Linked DNA regions of Homo sapiens: region 1 is linked to region 2. A link is an interaction called in ENCODE POLR2A ChIA-PET data of the cell type or tissue named here. Cell type or tissue: Panc1. All regions are shown on one strand.

Region 1 (5,000 bases), 180 kb before region 2:
GTGCGATCTCGGCTCACTGCAGCCTCCGCCCCGCCAGCTCAAGCGATTCTCCTGCGTCAGCCTCCCGAGTAGCTGATATTACAGGCAGGCGTCACCACACCTGGCTAATTTTCATATTTTTAGTAGAGATGGGGTTACATCATGTTGCCCAGGCTGGTCTCAAACTTGAGCTCTGGTGATCCGCCCTTGTTGACCTCCCAAAGTACTGGAATTACGGGAGTGAGACACTGTGCCCAGCCATCTTTTTTTAAATTTATGTTTTACTAAACAGCAACTTCCAATATCAAAGTTTTTAATAAGTAATATTTTGAGGCAAAAATGAGCCAATTAAAGTCAAAGTATTGAATTTCTCATTAAACTTATTCAATTCAAAACTATTAGCTTTTATTCCAACTTTATATTTTTCTATATTTTTGGTATTAAAATATCCTTTCATGCAACAATTATAGTTTTTTAAATGACCTTATTAAGAAAAATTAAAAAGCTAATCCCCCTATTTTTTATGAAAGTCCAACAGTCTGGAAACCTAGCCAGTTCAGAGATCTTTCTGAAACTCTCATTCTAATAATCTCTCTTCCTTAAAACTCTCAGACCACTGTGGCCTACAGCAATATAACCCCACTGGGGTTTTAAATCCATCTGTGCATTAAGTATTTTCTGTAGACCGAATAAAATATCTTTGTTATTTTTTAAAAACTTTTCAAATGTATGAATATGCTCAATTTATTTTAAAACTTTAACTTTCCAGTAGCTTTTTAGAAAATATTTTTTGTACGTATTTTTCTCAATCACGTACTTTTTTTTTTTGAGACAGGGTTTCACTCATGTCGCCCAGGCTGGAGTGCAGTGGTGCTATCTCGACTCACTGCAACCTCCGCCTCCCTGGCTCAAGAGATTCTCTTGCCTCAGCCTCCTGAGTAGCTGGGACTACAGGCTCGTGCCACACCTGGCTAATTTTGGTATTTTTCATAGAGACGAGGTCTCATCATGTTGCCCAGGCTGGTCTCAAACTCCTGAATTCAAGAGATCAGCTGGCCTCGGCCTCCCATAGTGCTGGGATTATGGGTGTGAGCCACTGTGCTCAGTCTCAGTCACATAATTTCTGTCAAATATGGAAGTCATTGAACTAGTTTTACTTTAGAAAGCATCATCAGGGCCGGGCGCAGTGGCTCATACCTGTAATCCTAGCACTTTGGGAGGTCGAAGTGGGCAGATCAGTTGAGGTCAGGAGTTCAAAACCCACTTGGCCAACATGTTGAAACCCTGTCTCTACTAAAAATGTAAAAAAAATTAGCTGGGGCCGGGTGTGGTGGCTCACGCTTGTAATCCCAGCACTTTGGGAGGCCAAGGCAGGCAGATCATTTGATGCCAGGAGTTTGAGACCAGCCTGGCCAAAATGGTGAAACCCTGTCTCTACTGAAAATACAAAAATTAACCGGGTGTGATGGTGGGCGCCTGTAATCCCAGCTACTCAGGAGGCTGAGGCAGGAGAATGACTTGAGCCCGGAAGGTGGAGTTGCAGTGAGCCGAGATCGCGCCACTGCACTCCAGCCTGGGAGACAGAGTGAGACTCCGTCCAAAAAAAAAAAGTTACCTGGGCGTGGTGGCGGGCACCTGTAATCCCAGCTACTTAGGAGGCTCAAGCAGGAGAATCGCTTGAACCCGGGAGGCGGAGGTTGCAGAGAGCTGAGAGTCACGCCATTGCACTCCAGCCTGGGCAACAAGAGTGAAACTCAGTCTCAAAACAACAACAACAAAAAACATTATCAGTAAAGGTAAATCTATAAGGGAAAGATGGACTTGACAATATAAGAATTAAAATTTTATATAATGTGTCTGGTTCATCAGAGATTGTTATCACAGGTTTGGTGAAATCCTTTGGAACATCAACGTGTAGGTTTGAAAACTGTACCCACTTCATATTGGTACTGAGAAGAAAGCCACCATTTTTGGCTATATTGCCCTTAGAACTGTTTACAGAAAAATTCCCCAATCCCTGCCAGAGGCGCCGGCACACGGCCCCAAACGCCGTCCGCGCCGCCACGGTAAGGCTGTATTGGACAGTTATGAATATTTTGCTGTGCTTGATGCTAAAGAACTTGGTATCTCTATTAAAGTACACGAACCTCCAAGGAAAATAGAGCGATTTACTCTTCTCATATCAGTGCATATTTATAAGAAGCACGGAGTTCAGTATGAAATGAGAACACTTTACAGATGTTTAGAGTTAGAACATCTAACTGGAAGCACAGCAGATGTCTACGTGGAATATATTCAGCGAAACTTACCTGAAAGGGTTGCCATGGAAGTAACAAAGACACAATTAGAACAGTTACCAGAACACATCAAGGAGCCAATCTGGGAAACACTATCAGAAGAAAAAGAAGAAAGCAAGTCTTAAAGCCTCAGGGAGGCCATTTTTGCCTGAATTTGAAATGAGGGTGGGCCAGATGAGTATGTTTAAGTGGAGAGTGCTTCCAGCTGAGATGATTTGAGTCTGCCCTAACTGCTCTATTGAGTTCTCGTGCCCTCATCAGCTGAGAGCAGGGAATGGAACTTTAATGCAAGAACCACTTTTATCTACTCTTTTTTGTACATGTCATTGTTTCAGTTCTGATTTCAACAAACATGAGCAAACCACTTTGACTCAAAGCGGAAAGAGTGAAAATTCTATTTTGTTATGCTACTGGTGTTCAATTATTAGTTTGTACCATTTTTAATTTATGTCAGTTGATGCATCTGAAAATAAGTGCTTGAAGTGTTCACACCCTTACTTTTTTTTTTTAAGATTCCTAGAAGGAATCTTTGGTTAATTCAGATTGAGCAGTTAAAGTTTTTGCTATTTACCTTTGTGCAGGCTGGCATATGCTAATTTGGGGGTGGTAACCAACCAATTTTATCTCATTTAAGCGTTACATTTTGAAGACTGTGAATATACTTCACAGTAGATCAAACACATTTATGGCATGCACTGACCTCTTCTTGGAGCCCAGAACTTTATAGAGTTGCCTACCAGGGTTACTGTAATGGAATTTATGATCTTAAGAAATTACTAGTTGTATTATTTATCCTGTGATTCATTCATTCAATAAGCTTTTACTGCATAAACTTTGCATCCAGCACTGTAGTAAGTACCCAAAATTGCATAGAAATAATGGCTTTTGAAAATTGCGCAAAGCAGGCCGGGCACGGTGGCTCACACCTGTAATCCCAGCACTTTGGGAGGCCGAGGCAGGCGGATCACGAGGTCAGGAGATGGAGACCATCCTGGCTAACACGGTGAAACCCCGTCTCTACTAAAAATACAAAAATTAGCTGAACGTGGTGGCACGTGCCTGTAATCCCAGCTACTCAGGAGGCCGAGGCAGGAGAATCCCTTGAACCTGGGAGATGGAGGGTGCAGTAAGATGAGATCGCGCCACTGCACTCCAGCCTGGCAACAGAGCGAGACTCCATCTCAAAAAAAAAAAAAAAAAAGAAAAGAAAATTGTGCAAAGCATAGGTAAATATTTTTCTTTACTAAGCTTCTCATTGATAAGCCCTCTTTCTTTTGGTAAATGTCACTCTGTTTGTTAGGAGATGTCTGCTTTTCCATGAAATGAAATAGTGGCTAAAGCCCTGAAAGAGGCAAGACTACAATGGGCTGAAACAGTTGGTATAGCAACCCCAGAGAAGTGCTTCATTTTCTTTTTATAGTAGAAGCAGGTCCATGTCTTTTGTGGTTTCCTTCACATCTTTGGAGTAGTTATGACTTCTCAGTTTTTCCCCCCTTAAACTGCATTGCCTGTTCTCTTTTCCTGACATGCTATCAGGTATCAGTGTGTTGAATACATACTGCTTGTGTGTCAAAAAAAAAAAAAAGAATTAAAATTTTGATTAGCTGGGCATGGTGGCATGTGCCCATAGTCCCAGCTACTCAGGAGGCTGAGACAAGGAGGGTTGCTTGAGCCTGGGAGGTCAAGGCTGCAGTGAGCCATAATCATCACTGCACTCCAGCCCAGGCAACAGAGCAAGACCCTGTCTCAAGAAAAAAAAAAATTAAAATTTTGATATGGGAAGAAAACATAAACCATATAAAAGATAGAAATATGTGGAAAATATATGCAATGCACAGTGTTTGAAAAACGGATATATTATCTTTAAAGATTTTTTTTACAACTCAGTAATTAAAATAATACTGCAGTTGTAAAATCAGCAAGGAACATGAACAGCAAAGAAATATATTTTTCTAATAAATGTGAAAAAGTTTCAACTTTACTAAACATAAAAGTTTCAACTTAAAACAAGATGATTTTTTTCCTAGCACTTAGGAGAAAGTTTTTTTAAAGACCTATGTGGCAAGGATTTGGGAAAATGGACACTCTCCTAACTGCTGATGCAACTCCATATTGGTATGATTTTTTGGAGAACAATTTGGCTACATTAAAAAAAACTTACATTAAAAAAATCTCATTTTACTTAGCAATATGTTTTTCTGGAAATATACTTAGAGAAATACATAGGGATGTGATTAATATTTGGCTGTAAGTATGCTCATCTTAGTGTTTTTTAGTAGTAAAAAATTGTAAGCAATCCAAACACCCAAAAATTGCATATTCATTTTAAAAAGAAGCCGGGCACAGTGGCTCACTCCTGTAATCCCAGCACTTTGGGAGGCCGAGGCAGGCAGATCACCTGAGGGTCAGGAGTTTGTGACCAGCCTGGCCAACCTGACAAAACCTGTCTCTACTAAAAATACAAAAATTAGCTGGGCATCGCAGCGGGCACCTGTAATCCCAGCTACTCTGGAGGCTGAGGCATGAGAATCACTTGAATGTAGGAGGTAGAGGTTGCAGTGAGCACCTGGGGGATAAAGCGTGACTCTGTCTCCAAAAAAAAAAAAATTAAAAAGAAAAAAGGTTTCAGTTCTTCATACAGTGAACACTATTCAGCCATTAAACATGATTTTGTTAATAAACCTTTAATAATGGCAATATGTTTTTGAGATAATATTAGGTTTA
Region 2 (5,000 bases):
AAATTATGTGAAAATGCTTTCAATTAATGCTTAAAGATTCATCCTGTGAGATGACACTTTGAACAGTTTTATAAAGGATGCCAGAGGAAGGGTTAGTAACATCTAAAAAGGCGGCCTAAGTAACTAAATTTTCCAATTATTCCTCAGACTCTGGGGAACACAGGACAGATGAGAGAGTGTTTTAGTTGTAAGCGAGGGCTCCAGAAGGTGCATCTTGGTTCTGTTTCTGCTGCTTATTTAATCTGAGGCTCAGTATTCTCCTCTGTAAAATGGGGATGATGAACATCCCTATACCTCATAGGCGAGGATTAAGTGAGCTAATCTCTGGAAAGTACTTGGAGCAGTGCCTGGCACACAGGGAAGCCCTTTGCAAAAGCTAATGACTGTCATCCATGCCACCATAACTCCTTGGTTACCTCTGAGAATTCCTAGGGCTGAAGGCCAGTGAAGAGACGATCTCAGGCACAAAAACACGCTGTGCCTTTAGGTTAACTTGGGCTTCCAGATCCCAGTCAGTCTCTACATGCTCTTGCCCCATGAGATTTTCCTATCATTATCCCATCAAAAGCCTCATCTCCAGCCACTCCTCTCTAGCAACAAGGGCCCACCTCTATGCTTTTCTCAAGCTTTTCCCTCGGCCTGGGATGCCTGACTCAGTTCTCATCACCGCCACCTCCCACAACCCACTCTACTTGGATCACCCAAATTGGAAGCCCTTGTTCCCTCCTCTGAACTCCTGGAGAGCCACATGCTCATCTCAGTGCACCCACCACTGACCACTCCAGGTCCATGCCTATCTGCTCTGTGGATGTTCCTGGAGGGCAGTGGCGGTATCTGCCCAGGTTATTTGGTGTAGTCTCCAACACAGCCCGGCCTGGAGCCCCTGCAATGACCGAGCGCACTGCAGAGGGCCCAGGGACCACCTGCTCCAGCACTGGCAAGGGTGCAACCTACTTCCAGGTGGGTAGGTGATCCTACAGGGAATAACTAGAGAATTCAACAGCACAGCATTCCACAGGAAGGACAAACAGGCCCTCTGTCCTCTAATAACAACAATCTTATGCACATGTGCAAAGTTTGTTTTCCACATGGGCATCAGGATCACAGGCCCTATTTTACCATGACACCACGGCTCTCAGTGGGCTAGGCACCCTGACCTATCCAGGCACCCAAGTCAGCCTGATCAGTGTCCAGCGCCCTTCCTGCTGCATCAGCAGGATTTCATGCATCCGGGGACCTTAAGCCTGGGATCAAGACCTGGGGAAGAGGGAAAGAAGGGGCTGTGAAGCTAGCTGCCTGATCACTGCCTCAACAGGAGGCTTGGCCTGGGGATTCCAAATACAGAGATGATGGGGCATGAAGGGAACCCAGAAACGCTCTGGTACTTTCTCTTTAAATTGTACACAAGGAAACTGAGGCCCAGATGGGCAGCAGGGCATAGAAAAGGCCAAGACCAGAATTTGATCTTGAGAGACGAGTCAAGGAAGATGAAAAGGGGAAATAGGACTGAACAATTAGCCAGGCCAGCACTGAGAAAGGAAGCTGCCAGCCCTACCCAGATCCCTCCTATTCAGTTGGTCTCAGGTGCTGTCTTTGTGGGGCTGGTCCTGGGTGACTAGTGAGTCACTCTGCTTAAAACGCAGATCACAGTGAAACATGGCATCCTGGGAGCTCAGGGTTAATGCAGACCTCAGAAGTCGCTTGAGCCAGCCACCCATCTGAGACTCAACTCCCTTTCATGTCACTGCCCAATGCTGGCTGTCTTGCCTCTGCTCTGATACCTCTGGGGATAGGCAGTTCACTGGTTTACAAGACAGCTTCACATTTAATCAGTGGGTTTTAAAAAAAATCTCAAAAGGATTATAACTTCTTTGAGCCTCAGTTTCCCTATCTATAAAAAAGAAAGCTTGGACCAGGTCACTAGTTCTCCAACTAGGTTCCATAGAGCTGTAGGGTTTAAGGAGACACCCCCAGAGATGCTGCTGGGGTGAGAGAGGCGATGGGGATGGCAAGTGAGGCCCAGACAATTGGGCTCGGAGGTTTGTGAAGGGCTGAGCATCCATCTTGGAAGCAGAACATACCTCCTGCCGGTGACACAAACTGGAGCCTGTGGAGAGGATAAGCTGAGGCATTTAGAGGGCAGGGGTGAGAGGAGCCCCTGGGAGAAACAGGCACACTTCCTCACGCCTTCCATCCTAGCTGTAGTCCACAGGGCTGGGCCAATCTCCCCACCACCTGCTGCATGGAGCCAAGGGACACAGAGGACAAAGCCTCGTCAGTGAATCACTGCCCAAGACGGCTATGCTGGGGAATCTGAAAACCAAACTACAGTGCACCAAGGCTGGAGAGGCCCTGGAAAGAATGCTCCACATGATGGTTCAAACAGGCTAGGAAGTCAGCCCCACAACTGACTTACCAGCTGGGACGTCTTGGGCTAGTTTTTTAACCTCTCTGTGCCTTGGTTTCTCCATTAGTCAAGTGGGCAGCCTATACTCCAAAGGGTAATGGTGAGGACCCAGTTAAGAACTGACATCAAGTGCTGTAAGCAAGTACTAGAGAGCTTACCAGCTGCCTCCCCGTTGTTGTTATCACCGGCCCCTCATTCCATATGTAAGTAAATATGGGGGCATACAACGTGCTGCCCATCGTCGCACAGCCAGTTAGCAGCCCAAAGCGGCTAGAAGCACTAATGACTGCCTGCTCTGAGGCTACTGCTTTGCAGGGGAAAACCGAGGTCCCTGGGTCATTCAGGTGGCAAGTGACCATCCCATATCTGCTTGACTCCAGCCCACGCTCCTCCTGTACAGGTACGCCACCTGCGGCACACGGAGGGCACAGCCTTCTTGTCAGCGTTATGCTTACTTATTCAAGATGATGCCCTGTAACTACAAGTTACACGCTCACATACACATAAAATGTAATATCATCCAAAAAGGATCATTCTAAAAGGTTAAACTTTTTCCATGTCACTCCCACTCCACTGCCATCACCAGCACCACTCTCTCTTCCCCCACCATCTCCCCTTCGAAAAGCTTCACGTCAGCTCTGCAAGCCTCCTGGAGCATCTACGCACTGATGGCTCATCCTACCCATATGCAGCCCTGCCATCAATCACTGGGGTGACGCCACAAAGAATTACACACAAATAATTTTGAGTCAAAGGGAGCTTCAGCAAGGATCGTTACAAACAGAAAACACCCCTTTTAATAACCTATATTCTTAAAAATAAGAATTGTGGGTAAACTAGGGCACAGCTGCCAAGCTAGGATGCAAACACAGAGCAGCATATGCTAGAATGCTTCTTTGGAGAGAGAATGCATGAGGTCTTTAAGAGGTTCTAAATCAAACTGCCTCAATCAAATTGCCCTGCCTTGGACCTAACCCCATGGGGTGTACCCTCATTTAAAAGGCAAAGTCGGTGCAGTGGCTCATGCCTGCAATCCTAGCACTTTAGGAGGCCATGGTGGGAGGATTGCTTCAGTCCAGACCAGCCTAGATGACACAGTGAGACCCCGTCTCTACTAAAACTACAAGAAAATTAGCCTGGCACGGTGGCACGTGCCTATGGTCTCAACTACTCAGGAGGCTGAGGCAGGAGGACTGCTTGAGCCTGGGAGGCGAAGGTTGCAGTGAGCCAAGATTATGCCACTGTACTCCAGCCTGGGCAACAGAGGAAGACCCTGTCTCAAAAAAAGCCGAAGTTCCTCAGGTAATTTCTAGCCAGGTGAACAACTACTCACCTTTGAGGTCTTCAGCAGCACCCAGTAGGGAACTCCGGCTCCATTCCTAAGGCACCAGGCAGGGGCAAACCCTCCATGAGACTGGGGCTCCCAGCAGATGCCCTCTCCCATCCCCCTTCCATTCCCGAGTGTGGACTCCTGTAACAACATCCTGCCTGTGGCTCCATGGGACCTCAGCCCCTGTCCCATGTTCTGCACTCAGGGCAAGCCACTTACTTCTATTGGTGCGACTCCAGGAAAGGAGCCGAACCTCTCAGTTTCCCTCAGCCTCATGATGAAGAAACATAATGAGGCTTAATGAGGGTATATGTCAAAGTGCCCAGCATGGAGTCTGGTCCCTGGCAGGGGCTCCTGCCATTTCCTCATGTCTAGGTGCCCCAGCATCTGATGCAAACACTACACTTCCTTCAGTACCCCACCCCAAAGTTTGCAAAGCGCAGGCCATACTTTGTACTCTGCCATCAATTCACTGTGCGTCCTCAAGCAAGTCTCTGTCCCCCCCGCCCCAACCTCAGTTTCCCAATCTGTAAAATGAGGCTGTTAGGTTTAGATGACCTCAATGATCCCTCCCCACCCTGACATTCTGAACATGACCCAAAGTCGCTCCTGTAACCACTGCTCCTTTAAACCGGAGCCAACGCCTGCTGAATGCAAGACTGACAGAGCTGTAGGGAGGTGCAGGCCGCAGGCCACAGCCCAAGGGCTGGAGCTGGTCCTGGGGCTTCCACAGAGCTGGTGTCTCACCAAGCCTGATGGAGGTGAGGGCATGCACTGGCTGTGGTTGTCGCAGGGCCCAGGCATGCATCACATCTGTGGTGAGGACTCCCCCAGCCAGCCTGCTTCCCTGAGCCACTGGAGGACAGCAGGCTGCCTTCCCTCAGGACCCCAGATCCAAACACAAGCTCAACTCTTGGCCTCTTGTTGCCCACTGAGGCTGCTTTGCCAGAGGAGATTAGAAAGATGGGAGTGGGCATGAGAGGGATGCTCCAGAAGTCTGGACCTAAGTCCCTCTGGTCCACTGCTCTCTGCCCTGGCCCTCACGAAGTGGCTAAGTGTTCTGGAGGCCACACTGGTGGTCAGAGAATCTCCTTCCATGAACAGGAGGAGCAGGAGGCAGAGAACAGCAAAGGCAGAGCCTAGAAGGTGCACCCAGATCCTTCAACAATCAACCTGCACGGCTACACAGCCCTATAAGCTGACGCTGGACATGGACCCGGCACACGCTCAGTGCTCAGTAAATGCCGCTTCCTCTCCCTTCTT

Evidence for each region. Peaks named below come from ENCODE experiments on the same cell type or tissue, not always from the same donor. Only the 100,000 strongest peaks of a DNase experiment are listed, where the experiment ranks them.
Region 1: POLR2A ChIA-PET joins it to region 2 with 6 read pairs; 2 of 35 experiments call an interaction of 5 or more read pairs at or near these places.

What each region holds. Positions count from the first base shown.
Region 1 is chr9:37,833,999-37,838,998 of GRCh38, forward strand. The region is part of intron 2 of DCAF10 (DDB1 and CUL4 associated factor 10); the gene reads left to right. It also overlaps the pseudogene MRPS10P5. Among named protein-coding and RNA genes, the nearest start is that of DCAF10, 36 kb to the left of the region's middle. In Panc1, no CTCF peak of the experiment used is centred here; no DNase peak of the experiment used is centred here.
Region 2 is chr9:38,009,917-38,014,916 of GRCh38, forward strand. All of the region lies in intron 2 of SHB (SH2 domain containing adaptor protein B), which reads right to left. Among named protein-coding and RNA genes, the nearest start is that of SHB, 57 kb to the right of the region's middle. RefSeq lists an enhancer at 179-811 and a silencer at 1,686-1,745. In Panc1, no CTCF peak of the experiment used is centred here; no DNase peak of the experiment used is centred here; H3K27ac peaks cover 957 bases.